Linked DNA regions of Homo sapiens: all the other regions are linked to region 2. The links are chromatin contacts, found by Hi-C in ENCODE. All regions are on one chromosome and are shown on one strand. The core of a region is the stretch at or near the end of the contact, and the rest is flanking DNA. Distances in the headings are between cores, read along the strand shown. Region 1 holds the start of ZNF71-SMIM17 (ZNF71-SMIM17 readthrough (NMD candidate)). Region 2 holds the start of ZNF416 (zinc finger protein 416). Region 3 holds the start of ZNF132-DT (ZNF132 divergent transcript).

Region 1 (2,700 bases), core at 29-2,528, 980 kb before region 2:
ACGGGCTGAGGAAAGCAGAAACAGAGAACAAGAGTGGATGGGTCATTTCAAAGTTACTTTCCCTATCATGGTTAAAGCAAAGGGGATTTCTTTTATCATGCCTGCTAAACTGGCCTGTTTGGGACTTGGCTATTATCTCTCTCTTTCTCTCCTGAGAGGAGGTCAGGTAACAACTTAGTTGGAGTTGGTGGCCTGGAACTTCAGCATGAGTAGCTCCATTTCGATTTGATCTGTTGGGCCTAGTGCAGGAACTCAGTCCAAACCGATAGTCTCCTATACATTTTATTCTACACCTATGCTCATTTTCTTCTTTGCACATCTGTATGCTTAAAAAGTGTTCTTTAAAGATAAGCATGATTATCAGGTTTAAAGTTGCCTGGGATGGTCCCTCAGGCCAGTCCATTGGCTGGACTGCAGAAATGTCTGCAGCAGATGTGACACGCCTCTTTTATCCCCCTCATTTCTCTGCCTCCACCCATCCCTTGTCCTTTTCTGTTTTCCTTCCTCCCTCCTCCCTCTCCTTACCCATTCTTTCCTCTCTTCAGCCTGTCCTGCCCTCCCCAACTCGACTTCCTCTTTCTTTCCTCCTTTTCCCACCCTTTTCTTCTTCCTTATAGTCCTTTCCACCTTCTCATCCCCCTTTCCACCCTTTCTTCCTTCTCCTCCTTGCCGTCTCCATTCTCTTCCTTTCCTGCCTCCCTGCCCCTCCCTCCTCCCACCCGCTCCCTCTTCTTTCTGTTGGTTCCTCTCCTCTCTGACCTGTTCTTTTCCCTTAGTCTCTCCCCAGCCCTTCCTCCTTCCCCTCCATCCTTCTTCCAACCCCTCCTCCTTCTCCATCTCTTCTTCTTCCTCCCCAGCTCTCCTCCCCAAGTCCCTCTCCATCCTCTCTCTTCTCCCCGCTCCTCCCCATCCCTCCTCCCCTTCCATCCTTCTTCCCACCTCTCCTACTTCTTTTCTCCCTCCTCCCCCCTTCCCTCCTGTCCCTCCTCCTCGCCCCTCCTTTCCCTCCGTCTTTCTTTCCACCCTTCCTCCCTCCGTCTCTTCTCTCTCCTTCCCTTTCCCTGCCTCCTCCCCCTCAATCCTCCCTCTCGCCCCAGCCTCCTTGGCCGCGGAGTCCTCTGTGAGATGGAGGAGCTCAGTTGGCTCCGCTCGGCTCCACTCGGCTGGGCTCGGCTGAAAAAAGCCGGGGGGAGGTGGCGCGCGCGGGTTTCTGGGAAGCGTAGTCCGGCGCAGTCCGCGCAGGCGCACTGCCGTCGGGCGGGCCTAGCGGGCGCGGTCATTGTCCTGGCAGAGCGGCGAGCCGGTGAGTGTGGCTGCGGGGTCGCGCCCACCCTCTACCTGTGCCGGGGGCCGGAACCTGGCCCCGGGGAGGGCGCGGCCTCGGGGAGACGGCGTGCAGGCCCAGGTACGGGGAGTGCAGGGCTGGGTGCTGGTCCAGGGCGTGCGGGCGCAGGAGAGGGCGTGCAGGCCGGGACCGAGGTGCGCCTGGAGAGGCTGAGCGGCCGAGGAGAGGCTGAGGGGAAGCTGAGGGGCTAAGGAGAGGCTGACTGGAGGCTGAGGGGCTGAGGAGAGGCCGGGGCCAGGGAGGGAGAGGCGTGAGTGGGTTGGAGGTAGGAAAGTTGCATGAACACGAGGGCCATCCTGGGGGGAAGGTGGCCTGTGTGAGAGACAGGCAGTGCATATCATCCTGAGGATGAGGCTGTGTCTTTGTGGATATTGTGAATGTGTCTGTGTGTGTGTCTGTGTGGGTCTGTATGTGTGTGTGAGACAGATTGTGTCGTCCTGAGGGTATGGCTGTGTCTCTGGATATTGTGATTGTGTGTGTGTGTTTGTGTGTGTGTGTGTGTGTGTGTGTGTGTGTGTGTATGAGACAGAGAGAGAAACTGCGTGTCGTCCAGAGGCTGGGTCTGTGAATGAATGTGAATGTGTCCATGTATGTCCGTGTGGGTCATGTGTGGTAGCGTGTGTGTGTGTGTGTCCCACTTCTTCAGAGTCTTGGTCTCTCTGTGGAGCTGTGTCTCTCCAGGTCTCTGCCTATGCATGTGTGGTGATATCTCTGAGTGACTGCCTGTGTCCTTGTCTTTGGTGTTGTGGGTGTGTCAGCCTTGATCTCTGTCCATGAGTGTCTCTGTGGGAGGGTGCCCTCTGGGTGTCCACTATGTCTGCTCTTTCCATGCATGTCTCTTGGCATGAGTGTAGGGCTGTGTCTTTCCAGGGGCCAGTCCTGTCTGGATCTTTCCTATCTCTGTGTGTCCACCTGTGTCTAGAGTATTTCTTGATGTTTGCGTGTGACTCTGCAGGGGTGGGTGCGTCTGGGTGTGCCTCTTCCAAAGACTATATGCCTGGACAAGGGAGCCTAGCAGAGCCACTACCTTCTCACCCTACGCTTCTCCTAGTCTGCCTGCCCACAGTTCCCTGGCTTTTTCCTGCCCATAGAAGGCTCTGGAGGCGTAGGGGCCTGGGAGTGACAGGGGCCGGGTGGAGGAGGGGAAAAGGAAGGCTGTTTCTTCTGCCTCCCACAGGATCTTCTTAAAGTGGGATCAGACTCCCAAAGGGTCTCTGTGCCCTACTCTGTTCTGACCAAGGAGAGGTTGATTTGTTCAGGGAATGTGTATGCAGCCAGTGCTGGCCATTTATAGATGTCCCAGTAACTCTGAGGTAGAGACCATCATCATCCTTATCTTACAGATGGGGAAACTG
Region 2 (2,751 bases), core at 146-2,645:
AGTCCAGCCACCAGTAACACTCACCTGGACTACTGCAGCAGCCTTCTTCACTATCTTCCTATCTCATACCTCACACTCAGCCTGTTCTCTCAGCTTGGCCACACACAGGGAACCTGATGAGACCTGGATCAGATCACATACCTCCTCTGCCCCCAAACTGTCATTGCTCATCACACACTCCAGAAGAAACACCCGACAACTGACAGCCATTTTTTGTCTGATTCCTGCATCCCAGCTTTCAGTTCCCATGAGAAAGAAAACAGCTGTAGTTTCCTAAACCAGCTCAGCCTGACCTTCAAGCACTTGCTCATCTGGTATCTAAGCCTGAGACAACGTTCCACACCTTACTTTACTGGTTCCCAGCAATAGGAACCATTCTATACCAGCTTCCAGCCTGGATGTATGACCCTGGGACTGATGTTTGTTCAGGATTCCTAGAACCAAGGACCCAAAGAGTGCCAAGAGAAGAGTCCCAGAACACAATCTCAGAGACAAACACTGGGGTCAGCATCAGTGAGGGCCCGAAACACTCTCCACTCACCTGTGTAAAGCCCATAAGTTTAGCTTCTGCAGTCACGGGAACCTGCGGGAAGAGGAAGGCTATGAGAGGCAGGTAACTATGGTGGAAGCTCCATGGGCTGATGCCTCCTTGTTTCCCTGCGCAGCCCTGGAGCCAGGTGACTTGGTGATGACTAAATTATTATTGCTCCTCAGTTCCGTGTGACTCTTACCTGCTGTGGGACCTTGCACAAGGACTCAACTTCCCTGTGCCTCGGTGTTATCCCCCTTCCAGGCTGTTCCAACTCTGAGTAACTTTAGAAAAAATTTGAAAAGTCTAACTCAGACCATGTGCCTCGTCTGTTCACAACCACCCATGGCTCTCAGCGTCTTGAAAAGAAAGAGCCTCATTTTACCATTCGGGCGTGAACGTTACTGGCTCAATCGTCCCAGCAAGATTCACAGAAACCGGCCCCTCCGCCTGCCACACCCTCCACAGCCCACGACACCAGGCTTGTAAATGGGAGCCCCACCCGCGAGGGCCTCATAGTCCTGGACTCTAGGGTCGGGCTGCAGGGACGCAAGCAGGCGCCCCTCATGCAGGGTGTTGGATTTCCGGCGGAGAGGGCAGGTGAGGCCCGGGAGACGCAGCACTCACCGAAGTCGAATCCCTAAGCACGGCCGCCGCCATCGGATTGTGAGCGGAGCGGGGCCGGGAGCGGCGGGCGACCCGGGGCGGGAACCCAGGCACGGCTGCCACCAGCGCCAGCGACCCACCGGCTGATGCGCAGCGGGGCGACCCCCGCTCTGTGCCGGAGGCAGCGTTTCTAACTCAGGCGGCGTGGGCCGAGGTAGAGAACCACCAAAATTACCATCTCGGAGCGGTGCCGGAAGTCCCGCCTTACCGTATGCAACAAACGGAGACAGGTCCGTTCCTGAACGTTGATTGGCTCCGCGTCTTTGCAGCTTGGCGCTCGGCATTATGGGTAATGTAGTTCTCAGAAGCCCAGGGTTCCGGTGCCCTCCCTGAGATTCACCCGGAACAAGGGCTAAGCGGCCCGCGGAGGGCGCTAGGAAAAGGCGCGACACCAAGAGCGAGACAGGGACTTGCTGCTCCTTAAAGGGGCCGCTGGCCGATTTCCGCAGTCCCATACCCACTGAAGGGAGTGTCTGGGTTAAGATAAGAGGTTGTAGAGACCAAGGTTCTTATTAAGCAGATGAAGCTTTCACGCAGCAGGCTTCAGAGGGAATAGATTGTAAATGTTTCCTATCAGACTTTGAAAGGTGCCAGACTCTTAATTCTTTCCTGGACCATGAAAATAAAAAAACCCTGGAGAGGAAAGGGGATTCTCAGCAAAATGCAGATTCCACAAGACACACCTTTGCAGGGCCTCTTCAAAATATGTCAAATAAATAAAGTTTAGAGTAAAATACTTCAATTCCTTTCAGGGCCTGCTATCTGTCATGTAATGCTATACTACAATCAGGCTGGAATTCACTGTCTTATTGCTACAAGAAGTCTTAAAATCTCTGTTTTAATGTTAATGCTGGTCAGTTGTGCCTGAATTCCAAGGGGAGGAGGGCAAGTCTGACCCTCACTTCCCATCACGTCCTGAACTAGTTTTTCAGATTAACTTTGGAATGCCCTTGGCCAAGAGGAAGGATGCATTCAGATGGTTGGGGGGCTGGGAATTTTATTTTTGGTTTACACTTCTCATGCCTCTTGGAATCTCTGAACCACATACAACGGCCATTTGTTGAGTAAAAGCTTCCAATGCAGGAAACTGTCTCTTTCAGCCTCATGCTATACACCATTAAAACAGTAATTACTGGCAATAAGACTGGGCTTTCTTAAACATACAGGATCTCACAGACCATAAGCCTATGATCCTTCATACCAGCTGCCCATAATACTTTTGGTTTTGGAAGCAGCACCCCATAACCTCAGCATGGCTACCAAGGCCTCCTTAAGACAGGGTAGAATGAATAAGATCTAGTATTTGATAGCACAGTAGAGAGACTACAGTCAACAGTAATTTATTGTACATTAAAAACAACTAAAAGAGTATTATAACTAGAATGTTTGTAACACAAAGAAATGATAAATGCTTGTGTACCCTGATATGATTATTACACATTGTATGCCTGTATCACAATATCTCACGTATCCCATAAATATACATACATACTATGTACTCATAAAACTAAAAATTTTAAAAGACAGATAAATGGCAAGCAGGTAGATGAAAACAT
Region 3 (2,700 bases), core at 90-2,589, 860 kb after region 2:
TCCCACATCAGGTAATCCATGGCCCAGTTTGGGCAGATTCAGAAGCCAACCATCTGTCCTACCTCCACGGGCACCCCTCTGTCCAGCTACCCAAAGCACACATCTGGACCACATCTGTCAGCTCCTCACTGGCCTTCCTGCTCCACCATCACCATCCCTCCAGTCTGCTGCCCACTAGGCATCCATAGGGCGTCTGTTAAGACTGGAGTCAGAGCACCTACTTCCTCTACTCCAAACCTTCCATGGCTCCCACCACCATCAGAATAGAGGTCCAGCTCCTCAGGCTGCCATTCCAGGCCTAACTATTGGTTTCCCTTCCCTGTTTCCACCAGACTAAATGGAGACCGGCAGTCCCCAGAATGCTTCCATTTCATCACCACTAAACAAGGTACACATGCTGGTCACTGTCCCTGGGACAGCCTTCCAGATCTCATTCCACAGGATTCCAGAAATGGGAATCCCTCGATATAACCCCTTGCCTGGATTCAGGATGGTAAGGGTAAGTGACTCCCAGGGCAGGGCCCAGGACCCACGTGTGAGGACAGGACACGATCAAGAGTCCCAGGACACCAACATCCCCTCTATCTGGGCTTCAGGATCCTGAGGGCCGGAATCCCAGCGGGTGAGGGCCTGGGGCACACTCCACTTACCTGCGCCGGGCCCATCAGCAACGCTGGCAACCCCATTAGAACCTGTGGGCTGGGCAGGGCCATAACAGGAGGCCCAGGGCTAGCCCTGCCGCTGGGCCGAACCCTCACACTTCCGCTGGGTGACGGTCGCACTCAGGACCTGTCTTCCCAAATGCAAAATGCGCGCAAGGCCTCTGGGCACCGCAGGGACGAAGGCTGGGTATGGAGACCCTGGAGACGCGTGGCGCTGGCTCCACTTTCGGGAACACCTTGGCTCATAAAAGCAGAGTAATTAGCCGGGCACTATGGTGCGTGTGAAGGCGCGGTGACGGTCCCTGCACCCACTCCCGTGCCCTGGTGTGGCTCCAGAGGCCTGCTGTAGCCCAACCCACCAGCAGCAAAATGAGGACCGCAATGGCGGCGCCGGAAGTCCCGCCTCTCAATGACAGCTCGGACTTGCCACTGGTCCGAGCTTTCATTGGCTCAAGGATCCCCGCCGTCTATGACGCTATTTCCCTATGCCCGTCACGCTACTGCTAGGTCGTTGCCAAGGTGATTGAGGAATGGCGTTTATTGCGTCGCTGCTCAGGCAACGCAAACTACATTATCCAGAAGGACCCTCGCGGTGCCTCAGGGCTGGCCATTGGCAGCCGAGGAGACAGGCACTTCCGGGCGGAGTGTAAGACGCTGGCCAATCACAGCCTGGCAGCGGGACTTCCGTCGTCGTCCTCGGACCATCACTTTGGCATTTCTCGATTTTGTCTGCTTCTGAAGGGACCGCGTTGTCAGGCGAGGGACGGAATCTTGGAGGCTCCCTGGGCCCATGGAAACAGGAGCGAGGAAGGCACGAGAGTCGGGGAAGTTCCGCCTTCTTGACATACAAGCGCCCCCACCGCGGCGAATATCGCCCCTGAGCCCAGTGTTCGCCCCCCACAACACCGCACCCCCCTTCCCCACCCTGTGCCTTAGATAAAGCCGGCCCAGTGGGACCCTCAGGTTGCACCGCGCGGAGGTGTCCGCGGCTCTCGGGAGTCGTCGCCCTTGGCGTTATGTTGGCTTTAGGGAGCGCGAGGCCGAGGCCAAGAAAAGCTACGCATTGGGAGGTCTTGACCCAGTGTGCGCCCGGCTGTAGGCATGGAACGTGCGCCAAAGGTCTCCTGGCACCCACTCCGCTGGACTCAGCACCATTGTCCTAAGTCTCCGATTGAGAAGTATCTGCCCCAGGTCCTCTGCGGGCCCCACTGAACAGTGTGGAGCGTTCACAGGTTGGGGGTCACCATTTCAGAATCCAGTTTGTTGAGACGTGGAGGGTACAGGAGGAGGGATCTGCATATGCGAAGACTTGGACTTGACCCTGACCTGAGCGTTCAGGCAGGCTCTCATGCCCCCTTGGCAGCGAGTGGAGAGCGTAAGAGGAGTCCTGCCTCTCCTGGCACACCGAGGGCGCCTGGGAGCCATGAAAGGTGTTGAACAGAAAAGGGATGGACATGACCTGAGTTAGAATTTGGAAAGTATTTCAGTGGTTGCTGAATGAACACACTACTGGAGAAGGTGGTTGTAGTGGGGCTGGAAGCAGGGAGACTGTGGGGGAGGTTATTGCAGTATTGTTCCAGACAGTTATGATAGTGGCCTGTCCAGAACGGAAGCAAGAAGGATGGGAGAAGTGATCAGATTCCCAGTGGATCTTCAAGATAGAGCTAATGGAATTTTTTGCTACCTTAGATAAGTGGAATAAGCATGAGTAGGGGTGAAGGACCATCCCAAGTAGTTAGGAAGAATTAGGATGCCTCCTGTGGAGAATAGAGGTTGGCAGTTGGCAGGAGGAGGATGTTTCATGGAAGATTAGCGATGGATTTTGTAGGTATAGAGTCTGAATTGTCTGGAGACCTGTGAGTGGAGGTGTCAAATGGGCCTCTGGATATATAGAATTCTGGTGTGGCTTCAGGACGTCCAGACTGCATTATGTTGGTGGCCTGGCCCAGTGAACGGCCTGAGGATAGGATTTGGGAAGGAGGGTTTTAGGTTGGAGGACCAGTGGCTAGGGCTCACGCTCAGTGCTTAGATCACATCT

The links. Hi-C counts contacts between places; a loop is a spot of excess contacts on that map. Pooled maps may share reads with other maps.
Region 1: a loop to region 2 is called in a pooled map, with 8 times the contacts of the local background. The contact joins the promoter of ZNF71-SMIM17 here to the promoter of ZNF416 in region 2. A Hi-C loop is called at or near these places in 4 of 50 pooled maps.
Region 3: a loop to region 2 is called in a pooled map, with 28 times the contacts of the local background. The contact joins the promoter of ZNF132-DT here to the promoter of ZNF416 in region 2. A Hi-C loop is called at or near these places in 1 of 37 single-sample maps with no recorded cell type and 8 of 50 pooled maps.

Annotation. Positions count from the first base shown.
Region 1 is chr19:56,594,024-56,596,723 of GRCh38, forward strand. It overlaps ZNF71-SMIM17 (ZNF71-SMIM17 readthrough (NMD candidate)), which reads left to right and starts at 1,279. Exons shown (of 5, transcript NR_163263.1): 1 at 1,279-1,405. ZNF71 (zinc finger protein 71) reads left to right here and starts at 1,279. Exons shown (of 4, transcript NM_001370215.1): 1 at 1,279-1,405. RefSeq lists a silencer at 1,241-1,630.
Region 2 is chr19:57,577,516-57,580,266 of GRCh38, forward strand. It overlaps ZNF416 (zinc finger protein 416), which reads right to left and starts at 1,396. Exons shown (of 4, transcript NM_017879.3): 1 at 1,157-1,396; 2 at 542-583. The coding sequence starts at 1,189. RefSeq lists a silencer at 1,086-1,305.
Region 3 is chr19:58,439,109-58,441,808 of GRCh38, forward strand. ZNF132-DT (ZNF132 divergent transcript) reads left to right here and starts at 1,340. Exons shown (of 1, transcript NR_186311.1): 1 at 1,340-2,700. ZNF132 (zinc finger protein 132) reads right to left here and starts at 1,045. Exons shown (of 3, transcript NM_003433.4): 1 at 651-1,045. The coding sequence starts at 713. It also overlaps a transcript of ZNF324B not described here. RefSeq lists enhancers at 711-1,221, 1,454-1,583, 1,733-2,242.